Linked DNA regions of Homo sapiens: region 2 is linked to region 1. A link is an interaction called in ENCODE POLR2A ChIA-PET data of the cell type or tissue named here. Cell type or tissue: OCI-LY7. All regions are shown on one strand. Links, peaks and the distances in the headings refer to the core of each region. The heading gives the core; the rest is flanking DNA. Region 1 overlaps PDSS2 (decaprenyl diphosphate synthase subunit 2). Region 2 overlaps PDSS2 (decaprenyl diphosphate synthase subunit 2).

What was found. ChIA-PET counts read pairs that join two places held together with the same protein. Peaks named below come from ENCODE experiments on the same cell type or tissue, not always from the same donor. Only the 100,000 strongest peaks of a DNase experiment are listed, where the experiment ranks them.
Region 2: POLR2A ChIA-PET joins it to region 1 with 5 read pairs; 2 of 35 experiments call an interaction of 5 or more read pairs at or near these places.

The regions. Positions count from the first base shown.
Region 1 is chr6:107,245,948-107,252,509 of GRCh38, reverse strand. The region is part of intron 3 of PDSS2 (decaprenyl diphosphate synthase subunit 2); the gene reads left to right. Among named protein-coding and RNA genes, the nearest start is that of BEND3, 130 kb to the right of the region's middle. In OCI-LY7, for the core only: no CTCF peak of the experiment used is centred there; no DNase peak of the experiment used is centred there.
Region 2 is chr6:107,148,708-107,155,269 of GRCh38, reverse strand. PDSS2 (decaprenyl diphosphate synthase subunit 2) reads left to right here. Exons shown (of 8, transcript NM_020381.4): 8 at 493-2,708. The coding sequence ends at 651. Among named protein-coding and RNA genes, the nearest start is that of BEND3, 36 kb to the right of the region's middle. RefSeq lists an enhancer at 5,682-6,182. In OCI-LY7, for the core only: no CTCF peak of the experiment used is centred there; a DNase peak (open chromatin) is centred at 3,149.

The DNA.
Region 1 (6,562 bases), core at 1,015-6,014:
TTTTGCTGCACCTGTCCTGTTGGTAGTGCCATTTCTCTCTCTTCGCTACCCCCTTAGCCAGAAAGAACTTCCAGCTCACTAGAACAGATTGCCATCCCTCCCACAAATAAGCAAAGCCTTACACATTTGGCAGTACTGAAAAGGCTCCCTTCAAAAAACTGAGTTAGAAGCTTCCTCCAGAACTCCTATGAGTTGGTGTGCTTATTGCAACAGCCCTTTCATCATTGTCTACATTAAACCCAGTCCTAGTTTGATAGGAAGAAGTGGAGAGAGCCATCCTTTCAGAGACTTTAGCGATGGCTTTATCAAAGCCCTCATTTATTTTAATCAGCATGCAGAGTAGGGCTCATCTGGGTAGTTCGTGCCCAGGTGGTGGGTGAGTAGATTCACCCCTCATTTGGCCACTGCTGCTGTGCCCTGTGTTCTTCAGAAGTCGTTTCTCCACTGAGGCTGCCAGCCTGGAAGCTCTGGCTGAGCACTGGGGACTGAATCTACCTGGAATTAGATGGTTTGCTTAAATCCAATTGTAAATGATAAAGTGCTTTACAAATGTTAGACATTATTATTGGTCTCTATGGGAGGGTGCCACTCTTTAGTCCCTCTATACCTTATCTTGGCAATATAAATCTTTCCATCTTTATATGCGTCTCACAAATAGTTTGTGCTTCATTTTTATGAAGTAAAGAGTGACACCACCTGCTCTGGTTACCTTTATCGGCCTATTCAGCACCCTCTCAGTATTTTTCTGTAAGATATTTTCACTGATAAGAGTTTTTGTGGCTCAAAAAGAAATTTTGACAATATCCCTTCAAATTCCAAAGCTCTTTCAAAAGAGACTAAATCCATCTTTTGTTCCTCCCAAGATGTATATGAAAATTCATTCTTCCCCAAGAGTGTTTTACCTTTGCTACTACTTCATGCATTGCTGTTTGTTCCTGGGGGTGGAGGAAAGAGCGCAGTAAAGTTGTGCATAGTTAATGCCATCAGCACTGCAGATGTACATGCACACACATGAACACACATGACTGTTTTCTTTGCTAGCAGCTCAAAGCAGTAAAGGCTGAGGGGTGCCGTGTTATTCACCTCCAAATAGAGTGATGGACATGTTTTTCATTCCACACTGTAGTAAATCCATCATTAAAATCACCTGAGGACAAATTTTTGCAAGAAGATTACAAATCTGTAATGGCCTTCACAGTTTTTATATACCAAGCAAATTAAGTTATAAAGCAACCTTTTTCAAGTGAATTAAAATGCAACCATACTACCTTATTACATCAATCATATTATGCTGACTTGAGCTTTAATTGAGCCATGTTACCTTATAGTTTACATTTTTTCTAAAGATTTCCTTGTGGCCGGGTGCGGTGGCTCACGCCTGTAATCCCAGCACTTTGGGAGGCCGAGGCAGGCAGATCACAAGGTCAGGGGTCCGAGACCAGTCTGGCCAACATGGTGAAATCCTGTCTCTACTAAAAATACAAAAATTAGCTGGGTGTGGTGGCGGGCACCTGTAGTCCCAGCTGCTCGGGAGACTGAGGCAGGAGAATCACTTGAACCCGGGAGATGGAAGTTGCAGTGAGCTGAGATTGTGCCACTGCACTTCAGCCTGGGTAACAGAGCGAGACTCCGTCTCCAAAAAAAAAAAAATTTACTTGTATTTTAATTTAGGATAGGCACTCCTTTGCTCAAATTAGAGTGGTCTGCTGTACTAGTCAAACATCTACGACTCTGTTGAGTCTATTCAGCCTGTCAAGTGCTAACTGACAGTACTCCTGAATCCCATTTATTGAGAAAGGCACAACTTGTCTATCCAGAATGCTTACTGCCACTTACTGATCCTATTTTTTCTAGTCCAAAAACTATTGAGTGATATATTCCATAAATCAATTTGTGAACATAGCTTAACTTGAGGTCTCTCTGAGACTATAAACAAGGTATGCTTCCCCCCCCAACACCCTCCCCAAGGAAATAGGTTTATTGTTTTATTTAATTATAAAAGCAATACAATAAAAAGAGGGAAATAGTGTAATGCATTATATATGTAAGCTGTTATAAACTTAGCAATTATAAATTTAAGCAGAAAGATTGAAGAAAACAATTTTTTAAATTAAAAATCATCCAGAATCTATCATTTGTACATTATTATTATTTTGTTGTCTCTCCTTTCAGACTTTTTCTCTTGTGTATATAAACACATAGATTGACCTCATTTTTGTTTTTAAAATACCTTTCATACTACTTCTATTTTGTAAATAGCTTTTTTTCCTTAAGAATATGTTACAGACATCTTTGGATAGCAATGCGAGGATTTTTTTGCGGGGGGGGGTCAGTATTTTTGTCTTACCATCCCCTACTCCTCTCAATTTCTGTTTTTTATGATGAGAATTTATTATAGCTCAGGGCATAGTCATCACAATATCCTTTGTGAGGGTATTCATCATCTTGGTTTTTCAGTGTAAAAAATCATTGAATTGTAGTTACCCTTGCCAAAAGATAAAGAATGAAGCAATTATATATTCCCCTGAGATTGCTGAAATTTGTCCTGTAAATTAACCATTTAAGAAATTCATCACAAAGGTTAATTATGTCAGATCTATAATTTTGTTAAGGTTCAGATACACCTGGATACTATCTCTTCCTAACTTGGGTGAGACGGTGGTTATTGAAATGGGAGTGATCAACAATTTGCTTGAGAATAGCAACTAGACATGCACTGTCCATTTACTGTCCTATGCTGCAGCATTCTCCCCAGCAGCCAAAACAAGGGAGGTGGCAGGAGAAGCCAGCTCATGACACTTACATTAGGAGTGGTTGCCACTTCAGGTTCACTGGAAATTGAAGGATAGTGTATGGCTTTGCTGTAGAGTCGTATTTCAACATATGACCCAAACTGAAGAGAAGAGCATTTTTTTTTTATTTGCATGTGTAGGTAAGCAATGCTGCTATTCTCGCAGTCACCAGAAATGCAGAAAGTTATGTCCTGTTTAATTGCTCTCCAGATGGCTAAACTATTTAACATTGATGCTGACTGTTGTATAATCTAAAACAATATTTCAGGATGCAGCAAGTCAGTGTTTCAGAGGTCCCTGATTTTGGTTAAAATGGTCTTTGCATGTGTTCTGGGTTGGGTTTTGTTGTTGAACTAAAACTCACTTTCTTCCAAAATATTTAGGCACACAATTTTAAAAATACCATAATCTTGGTTTCCATACTCTGCTGTTCATCTACGCAAGGCTTGTACTGAATATAGCACGGTAATAGGGCAGTATGGAAGAAGAATAAGTTAACACTCACTGAAACTTATGTTCCAGATTCTCTTCTAAATGCTCTACGTATTTACTGTTTAGAGATACTCACGATATGGCCAACTTAGTACCATTATTTGTTTGATGCAACTTGGCAGTTAAGCCTGATGTCATTCAGAATCCAGTATATATAAATCATTTCCAAGCATTAGAGCCCTTCAAGAATCAGAGCTCAGCAGTGTTGCCTTTAATTGACTCAAGTAGGACTTTGCCAGTTGATGGGGTGCTCTACCAGTCATAATGGTTTTGAAAAATGGAAAGTGTTTTATTATAATTCTAGGTATTGAAACCAAAGGGGATTTGGTACAAAAAGTTTCACAAAGAAATTAGCCAGTAGAATTCAGATAGAGGGAAAGGTTCATGTGAAGACAACAGATAAAAATGAATTACATGAGCAAAGATGTTCCATCAAAATTTGCAGAAAAGGAGTTTTCAAGTTTACATGCCTAATTATAAATAATAAGACTTGCATTTGTAAAAGCTTAGAATTATAGGGCTGGAAGAGGCCTTAAGGAATCATCTTTTCCAATTCCCTTTATTGCAATTCATTGCATTGAGTTGAAGAAAATCAAAGCTCAGAAAAATTGATTTGCCCAAATCTCACAATCAAATTATTAGTAGACCTTGGAATAGAATCTAGATTCTGTGGCTGCTAGTATTCTGCTTTTTTTTTTTTTTTTTTTTTAACAGTTCCCTAATCTGTTGAGCTTCCAAGGGTAACTCACATTGAGGCTCTTTGAACCTTCTTTTTTTTTTTTTTCTTCCCCTAGTAGAAAGTGTTTGCTTGCCCCATGGGCCTGAGAAACAAAAGTCCTGGAATCTTTCTCAAGGTTGCACTTATCTATAGCAACAGGACTTCAGCTCTCAGCCCCAAGAGGTCTGGCTTTTAGGCCTCTGGATTCTCCTTTGGCTGCCATTATTCCTGCCAGCACTTTGAGTTGCCTGAACATGTCACTCCTCAAGAATCTGAGGGGGGAATATGTTATTAACCAAGTGTTTTCTTAAATGTAAGTATAGCAGTATCTAAACAGGTGAATGTCTGGGGTAATATGCAAAAAAAAGTCAGATTATTAAATGAGCTTACTAAATTGTGAGTGGCTGCTAGCCTTGTGGTCTCTCTAGAAATATTTGCAGTTTTAAGGAAGGGTGATACTTAAACACATCTTTCTTTTTTTTTTTGAGATGGAGTTTCGCTCTTGTCGCCCAAACTGGAGTGCAGTGGCGCTGCGATCTTGGCTCACTGCAAACTCCACCTCCTGGGTTCAAGCAATTCTCCTGCCTCAGCCTCCGGAGTAATTGGGATTACAGGCATGCCCCACCATGCCCAGCTAATTTTTGTCTTTTTTTTTTTTTTTTTTTTTTAGTAGAGACAGGGTTTCACCATGTTGGCCAGGCTGGTCTCGAACTCCTGACCTCAGGTGATCCACCCACCTCTGCCTCCCAAACTGCTGGTATTACAGGCGTGAGCCACTGCACCCGACCAAACACATCTTTCTTTGGTATAATTTTAAAAATAAACATTTCAGGCAATGTAAAGAGATTGATATGTGCACTGGGTAAGTCACCCTTATCTGGAACAGTTTCAACTTCTTAGGCTACTCTTGCTTTTTATAATCTCTTTCCTTCCTCGACTTGTTAACTCAAAGAAATCTAAAGCTTTTTCCTTAATGGGTTGTCATTGGCTATGGAGGTGGAGGTGTGTTCTGTTCAAGTAAGTATAGCCATTTGTAAGTACAGGTCATTTATAAATTATGAACTTGTAAGGACAGGTTTACGCAATGAGAAAAAGAGTCAGAGAACAAAATGTTCTTGTTGCTTCTGCCTGGTCTGGAATTTCAGGGAAGTAAAGGAACACTCTGGTTATCCAGAGCCAGATCCACTGTTAAAAGTTCATGCCATCATTTTGACATTTAGCGTCAGACTTTCTCTTTGTAAATCCCTCTTCACGTTACCAATGCTGGTCTCAGAGCTCAAACTGTTTCAAAACCATAACATTTCTTAGTGAGTGATTGATCTGTATTATGTGTCCAGCCATCAGGGGGATCTTGGGATGTTGCTTGTGTAAACTGTAATCCAATCTGATGCTGTGCGTTTAGTTACAGTCTTTCATAGACCTATTGGCGATACTCAGTCCTCCTGGATTTAGGAATAGGGCTTATCTGATACCTTCAGGGGGAAAAAAATCCATTCATTTTTCTCTCTTCCCCACTTAAATAACTCAACTCATGTGGTAACACTGTAGGATCATTGTCCTTCCAGTTCCTCTGCAGCTCATATTGCTACAATATTTCTTAAGTATTTGGTTACCTGAAGGACAATGTGATTTAAAAAAAATAAAAAAGACTTTGTATATGTCTTACAAATTAAACCATCCTTAAAGAGCTAGGAAAAAAATATGCCTTTAATCAGCAAAAATTTCATATCAGCAGTTCTGTGTATGTTATGTAGTATAAACGTAAATATATAAATTTGGAGATAAGTGCTCATGTGTTAAAATGTTAAAGCAAATCTTTCTACAAATTAATGTCATTTGCCTCTAAGAAAATGTTTATTAAACCCAGGGTACCTGAGATTGAAGTATCTTGTTGTTTGGGTCTGTATTCTTTGGCTTAATAATGTCTTCAATTACAAGAATGATAAAAGCTGAAACAAAATCCTTTAATTCAATCAGAATGGAGCTGAATTTTCGGAAGCAAAGAGTGGAAATCTGATACAGGACTGCATAACATAGGAAGTTAAATATACAAGATATTAAGACTTGTAAGAAGCGGATGGGGTTGCCTTGAGGAATTCTTATTTGAAATGGCTACATTGAACATTATCATAAATACCACTATTTTATCCTCTCAAATTAAGATGCTTTATGCAAACTACTCTAAATTGTACAGTAGTTCCAAAGAGACCATTTACTGTTTTCTGCTTGTTTTACATCCTGGAACAAGTTCAAAGCTTTTGATCTCACTTGATTTAACAAAAAAAAAAAGTCTCAGCCTTGAAAAATAATACAGGTTTGATGAATATGATTTCAGTATTACAGTTCTGTAAAAATTTTCAGTGTTTATGGTACATTTGACCCAGGGACCCCACAGTAAATATATCCACAGTGCATTTTAAGTGTAACAGAATGAACATATTTGAAAGATTATCCATTCTTTTGCTTTTGCTTTTTTTTCTGTAATAAGTATGAAAATTAACATTGTAATTGCTCCCAGAATGGGAGTACTGAAAAAGTATCCACCTGACAGAAATAAACA
Region 2 (6,562 bases), core at 561-5,560, 97 kb after region 1:
GGAGGCTGAGGCAGGAGAATTGCTTAAACCCAGGAGGCGGAGGTTGCAGTGAGCCGAGATCGCACCACTGCACTCCATCCTGGGCGACAGAGCGAGACTCCATCTCTTTAAAAAAAAAAAAAAAAAAGGGAAGAATATCAGGCTGCTGAATTCAAAATGCCAGAGATGTAAATGCCCTCCGCCTTCTTACTGCCATCCCCCAGCATGGCACATTTCAAGATATTAAGGGATGGGAGTCAGGAGGAGCTGTAATTAAGCTGATTGGAACCTATTGTGCTGCTCTGGAGCACAGACACCAAGCAGCCTTAGGGAATGAGTGCCTCAAGATCACTGGGAAATGATGTCCTCTTTTCCAGAAAATAACGTAGCAGAAATACTCAATCTATACTATTTCTCCCTTTCTTTGTTTTCCATCTCCCCTCCCCAATTTAATTGTGGTGCTTACTGTGTACCTTTAAAACTGACTTTTATCATGCATTTGTTTCTTAACAGTTGCGAGAAAGAATCAAAGCTGGCAAAGGTGTGACTTCAGCTATTGACCTGTGTCGTTACCATGGAAACAAGGCACTGGAGGCCCTGGAGAGCTTTCCTCCCTCGGAGGCCAGATCTGCTTTAGAAAACATTGTGTTTGCTGTGACCAGATTTTCATGACATCAAATTAAAAAGACACTATTGTTAGTTAGCTGAAAATCCTAGGGAATGAGGTTGATTGGGAGCGCTTTCACGATGCGTTAATGACTTTTAAAACATATGCATTTTTCCTTCCTTTTATCACATTGCTAAATGAGTTCTGCTTTCTTTTTGGAACTGCTACAAACAAAATTAGAAGAAAAAAAGGTCAAGCAGTTTTCACTTGTCACGCCAGAAGCACACTTGAGGCTGCAGTCGCAGAAATAATTAATGAGATTCGCTCCTGTGACCTCAGCAAATGGACAGGAAATAAGTCCTTATTGATTGGACCGAGCCAGGGATGGCGCCAGGGCGGTGGCCTGTGGTTTTTCCTGCTAGAGAGGACAAAGCAAGTTGGAAGCTGCAGGTGTCAAGAGAAATGCTCTCAATACCAACCAGGGAGGATTGTCTAATCAAAAACTAGTGACCAATTTGTCATAATGGAGAGTAGTTCAATGGATTGAGAAAAATATGTTTTATTTGTTGGCTTGTAATTATGTCTCTGGATTATTATTATTTTTTTTTTAGATGTAGTTTTGCTCTTGTTGCCCAGGCTGGAGTGCAATGGTGCAGTTTTGACTCACTGCAACCTCCGCCTCCTGGGTTCAAGTGATTCTCCTGCCTCAGCCTCCCGAGTAGCTGGAATTACAGGCACCTGCCACCACGCCTGGCTAATTTTGTATTTTTAGTAGAGATGGGGTTTCACTATGTTGGTCAGGCTAGTCTCGAACTCCTGACCTCAGGTGATCCGCCTGCCTCGGCCTCCCAAAGTGCTGGGATTAGAGGCTTGAGCCACTGCACCTGGCCTCATGTCTCTGGATTTATAATGCAGTATGAATATACTTTGTGCTTTATGGTTTTTATAATGTCTTTTTGGAGAAATTGCCGAAAAGTTGCCAAATACTTGAAGTAGGAGATTAAAATGTTATCAAATGTTAAATTGGTTATATTAGGAATAGTCTGTTTTTCTTTCCTGAAGATCAGTTTTTTTATTCAAACACATTTCAAAGAACCAAATTTTTTTTTTCTTTAAGGAAAAAGGAGCTTTTTTTCAAGTGAAATGTATTCATTTGTAATACTTTGGTTTAAGGCATACTTTAATTTTTACGAGTTTCAGAAACAGAATTTTTGTACTAGGGAATTCATTGGTGAGAGTGTTCTTTTAACCTCAGAATGTCAAATTTTGGTCTTGAACCACAGACATCCAATTACAGAAAGAATATAAGCAATCTCACAGGCCTGCAATCGGACACTGTCTCTGTGTGGTTCATAGGAGATGATTTTTGAGGTTTGCACTCATGCAATTTGAGAACACCGTTGACAAGAAGGCTGAGTTTACATAAATGATCTAGATTGAAACTCAGCTACCTTTCTTCCTCATGTGGTGTAATTACAGCCCTATCTGGAGACAGCGAATACAGCAAACAGATTTTATTACCTAGTTCGCTCAAACACTACATGAAGTTATTTTAGTTAAAGCCCTCCCCCAAAAGTTATAAAACCATTTTATCAGGGCCCAACATGTGGCATGCAATGAAGAGAAAATGTAAAGCTACAGAGGTTAATGTATTGTATTATAAAATATTTTAAGTGTACTCAAAATATCATAATTGTACAGTTTATGCCACCATAATTTGAGGCCTATAGATTTAGCTTAAGAGAACACTGTTCTGTTTGAAATGCTTTCTGTCACTGAAATTGGCTTAATTAGTAACCATGGATAAGATGCTTTAGATCAGACTAGGTTTTAATCATTAACTTCCACAAAGAAGTCATACTTTGCGTTAGGTGTGCTGGTTGGATGTGCAGGAACTTCAGCAAGCAGTAGGTTTTACTAAGCAGATGGTCGGGCACTGCAGGGCACCAGGCAGGATCCTAGGGCGCCTCTTATTCTGCGTTAGCATCTGGTTTGCTGTATGACCTTGCACAAGTCACTTCCTTCTGAGCCTCAATTTTCTCATCTGTACAATGAGATTCAAAAGTTGACCTGAAAGTCAAGTGTGAAAAAAAAAAAGAGATTAAACAAGATAATTATGAAATTCTTTCCAGGTTTGTTTTATTTTCTGAAAGTTTACTATTCTTGACTGTCTAAATAGCAAAGATGCTGTGTGAGGTTCAGGGAGGAGGGAAGGTGAAACCCAAAGAGAGGCCCTGAAGGAATGGAGAGAGCTTAATGGCAAGCTTCCTGCCAAGCTGCCTCTGCATGACCTAAAGGATTCCAGCTCTCCTATGTGACATGTAACCCTGGACTTTTCTGTCTCAACACCTGCCTTGCTGCTTTCTTCGGGACCTTTCCTACCTCCCTGTCATCTTCCCAGCTGCTCTCGTGTCCTTTATCCCATCTCCTGTACCTTGCCATCCTGACTCCCTGGAACCTGGATCCCTGGGAGCAGTAGCCCCCTGCTGCCTGCTGAGTGACAGAGCTCTGCCTCCCCCACAGGGGTGGCTGGCCTCCTTCCTCAGGCCCCACTTAGCAGAATTCTCACTTCCTCAGCATCACGGCAGGCTTTTACAGAACATAACAAGTTGGCTAGTTCACTCCAAAATACAAGACCAATAGCCTTTCTCCCTGCCCCTTCTTCAGGGATATTTATTTCTTAGCACATATGAAGTTCTTATAGTTTCAGACAATCTCTAAGGAGAAATTTGGGGCACTGAAACATTCCTCAATCACACCTCTCAGCCTGCTGCTGCCTGGGTGTGGCTAATGGAGGCAGTAAGTAGAATTAATGGCTCTAGAATGTGTCCTTGGCCCCTCTCCAGCTTTCCCCATCCCCAGTTACCTGCTAGAGGGAAGAATTCATTCATTAGCAATTGTCCTGCTTTCCTCTGCCTAGCACCCCCCAAATTGTCAGCTGGCTCCTGCAAACCTCACTCACTACTCACTCCAGGCCCATGAACTCTCCTCCCTGTTCATTTCTTCTTTGTTAAGTATACTTGGCCAGGTGCGGTGGCTCATGCCTGTAATCCCAGCACTTTGGGAGGCTGAGGCAGGCACATCACCTGAGGTCGGGAGTTTGAGGCCAGCCTGAACAACATGGAGAAACCTCGTCTCTACTAAAAATACAAAATTAGCTGGGCATGGTGGCGCACGCCTGTAATCCCAGCTACTCTGGAGGCTGAGGCAGGAGAATCTCTTGAACCCGGGAGGCAGAGGTTGTGATGAGCCAAGATTGTGCCATTGCTCTCTAGCCTGGGCAACAGGAGTGCAACTTCATCTCAAAAAAAAAAAGTATACTAAAGGCTACATTAATGCAGGCTTCCATGTCCCAGGCACTCTGCTAGGGGCCTTGAATATACTCACTTGTTTTAACCCCCACAAACACTCTTGGGAGTAGGTGTTATCCCCCTATTTACAGATGCAGAAGCTGGCAGAGAAAATTACCTCTGATTGACTGGCTTGTCCTCCCACCGCACCTCCCACCTGAGGGTCTCCCAGTAGTGCCTCTTTCTTTTTTTTTGGCTTTTAAAAAGAAAAAAACAACATTTTTTTCCAACGATTTCAAGCCTGTTGCCTCCTGTCTCCTTCATGTCTCTATTCTTGAATCTTCAGTGTCTCTTCTGCTGGCTGTGAGTGTGTTCAGCTCTCCTTGTACCTAAAATAAAACTTCTTACTTCACCCTGTTTATCCTTCCACCTCCATTTCTTCCCCCAGCTTTACCAGCAAACCTTCTTACAGTCTACTAACTCCTTACCTCCTACAATCGGTCATTCACTAGCAGGTCCCCATTATCTAGATCAGCACCACACTTTAGGTACTCAAAGAATACTTGCTGAACAAATGCATCAGGCCTCTTGCTGCGCTGCTCTACTGAGATGGATTCTTAAAAGTTCACAGCTGCCGGGTATGGTGGCTCACGCCTGTCATCCCAGCACTTTGGGAAACTGAGGCAGGCGGATCACCTGAGGTCAGGAGTTCGAGACCAACCTGACCAACATGGTGAAACCTCATCTCTACTGAAAATACAAAATTAGCCAGGCATGGTGGCTTATACCTGTAATCCCAGCTACTTGGGAGGCTGAGGCAGGAGAATGGCTGGAACCTGGGAGGCAGAGGTTGCAGTAAGCCGAGATCAGGCCATTGCACTATAGCCTAGGCAACAAGGACAAAACTCCATCTCAAAAAAACAAAAAAAAAATTCACTGCTGGTGTCTTCACTGGAATTTGTGAGCAGCTCTAGCAGTGGCCCTGCACTCTGCCCTGAACTTGCTGTAGCATTTCATGTTGCAGCCTGCCCCTGGGTGCCCGTGACCACCTCAGTTCAGAGTCTTCTTTTTTTTCCCTTTTGAGATGGAGTCTTGCTCTGTCGCCCAGGCTGGAGTGCAGTGGCACAATCTCAGCTTACTGCAAGCTCCGTTTCCTGGGTTCAAGCAATTCTCCTACCTCTGCCTCCCAAGTAGCTGGGATTACAGGCACCTGCCACCACGCCCAGCTAACTTTTGCATTTTTAGTAGAGATGGGGTTCACCACGTTGGCCAGGCTGGTCTCAAACTCCTGACCTCAGGCGATCTGCCTGCCTCGGCCTCCCAAAGGGCTGGCATTACAGGCGTGAGCCACCGTGCCCGGCCAGTTCAGAGTCTTCTTCTCTTCTCTGACTACTCTTTTTTATTCCCACCCCTAGAGCCATACTTTTCTAAACATTTCAATTCTGTCTCCCCAGAAACAGTTTGACAAAGCAGTTTCCTGGCCCACTAAGTCCTCTTCTTTTAAATTCTCCAACTAAGAAAAATTGTTCTCTGACATAAGAACAATATCAGGCCGGGCGCGGTGGCTCACACCTGTAATCCCAGCACTTTGGGAGGCCGAGGCAGGTGGATCACGAGGTCAGGAGATCAAGACCAGCCCGGCCAATATGGTGAAACCCGGTCTCTACTAAAAATTTAAAAAATTATCCAGGCAGAGTGGCGTGGCAGGCTACTCGGGAGGCTGAGGAAGGAGACTCGCTGGAACCCAGGAGGCAGAGGTTGCAGTGAGCAGAGATCGCACCACTGCACTCCAGCCTGGGCTAAAGAGCGAGACTCCTCTCAAAAAAAAAAAAAAGAACAGCCGGGCGCGGTGGCTCACGCCTGCAATCCCAGCACTTTGGGAGGCCGAGATGAGCCGATCATGAGGTCAGGAGATCAAGACCATCCTGGCTAACACGGCGAAACCCCAGGCTGGAGTGCAGTGGTGCGATCTCGGCTCACTGCAAGCTCCACCTTCCGGGTTCACGCCATTCTCCTGCCTCAGCCTCCCAAGTAGCTGGGACTACAGGGAGGCTGAGGCATGGCTAATTTTTTGTATTTTGTTTAATAGAGACGGGGTTTCTCCGTGTTAGCCAGGATGGTCTCGATCTCCTGACCTCATGATCCGCCAGCCTCGGCCTCCCAAAGCCACCATGCCCGGCCAACCTTGTATATTTTACTTGATAACACCAAATTCTCTTGGGTTATCTTGCTTATATAATGTGGCTATCCAGTCACACCTAAAAATAAATGATCAGTGACATTGTTTGCCTGGTCCAGGGTTTCATTCTCCAGTGTTTGTAACTTTATCTTACCTATGACAATATTATTCTATGGCCCAAGATGTGGGTGACACCTACAAACTTGGGCTAAAAGACGTATACATTAATGCAAAATGTTCCAAAAAGATATAGGACTTTTTTCTGGTCACATTGAACTCCAGTAACCAGAAAGTAACCTGAATAATCCTCAATGATCTCCTTTCAAAATTTGACAAATGGCTATACTAAAGGTGTTTTTAAATAAGCAGGTTTTAGGCCGGGCGCGATGGCTCATGCCTGTAATCCCAGCACTTTGGGAGGCCAAGGCGGGCGGATCGCCTGGGGTCAGGAGTTTGAGATCCACCTGGCCAACATGGTGAAACCCCGTCTCTACTAAAAATACAACA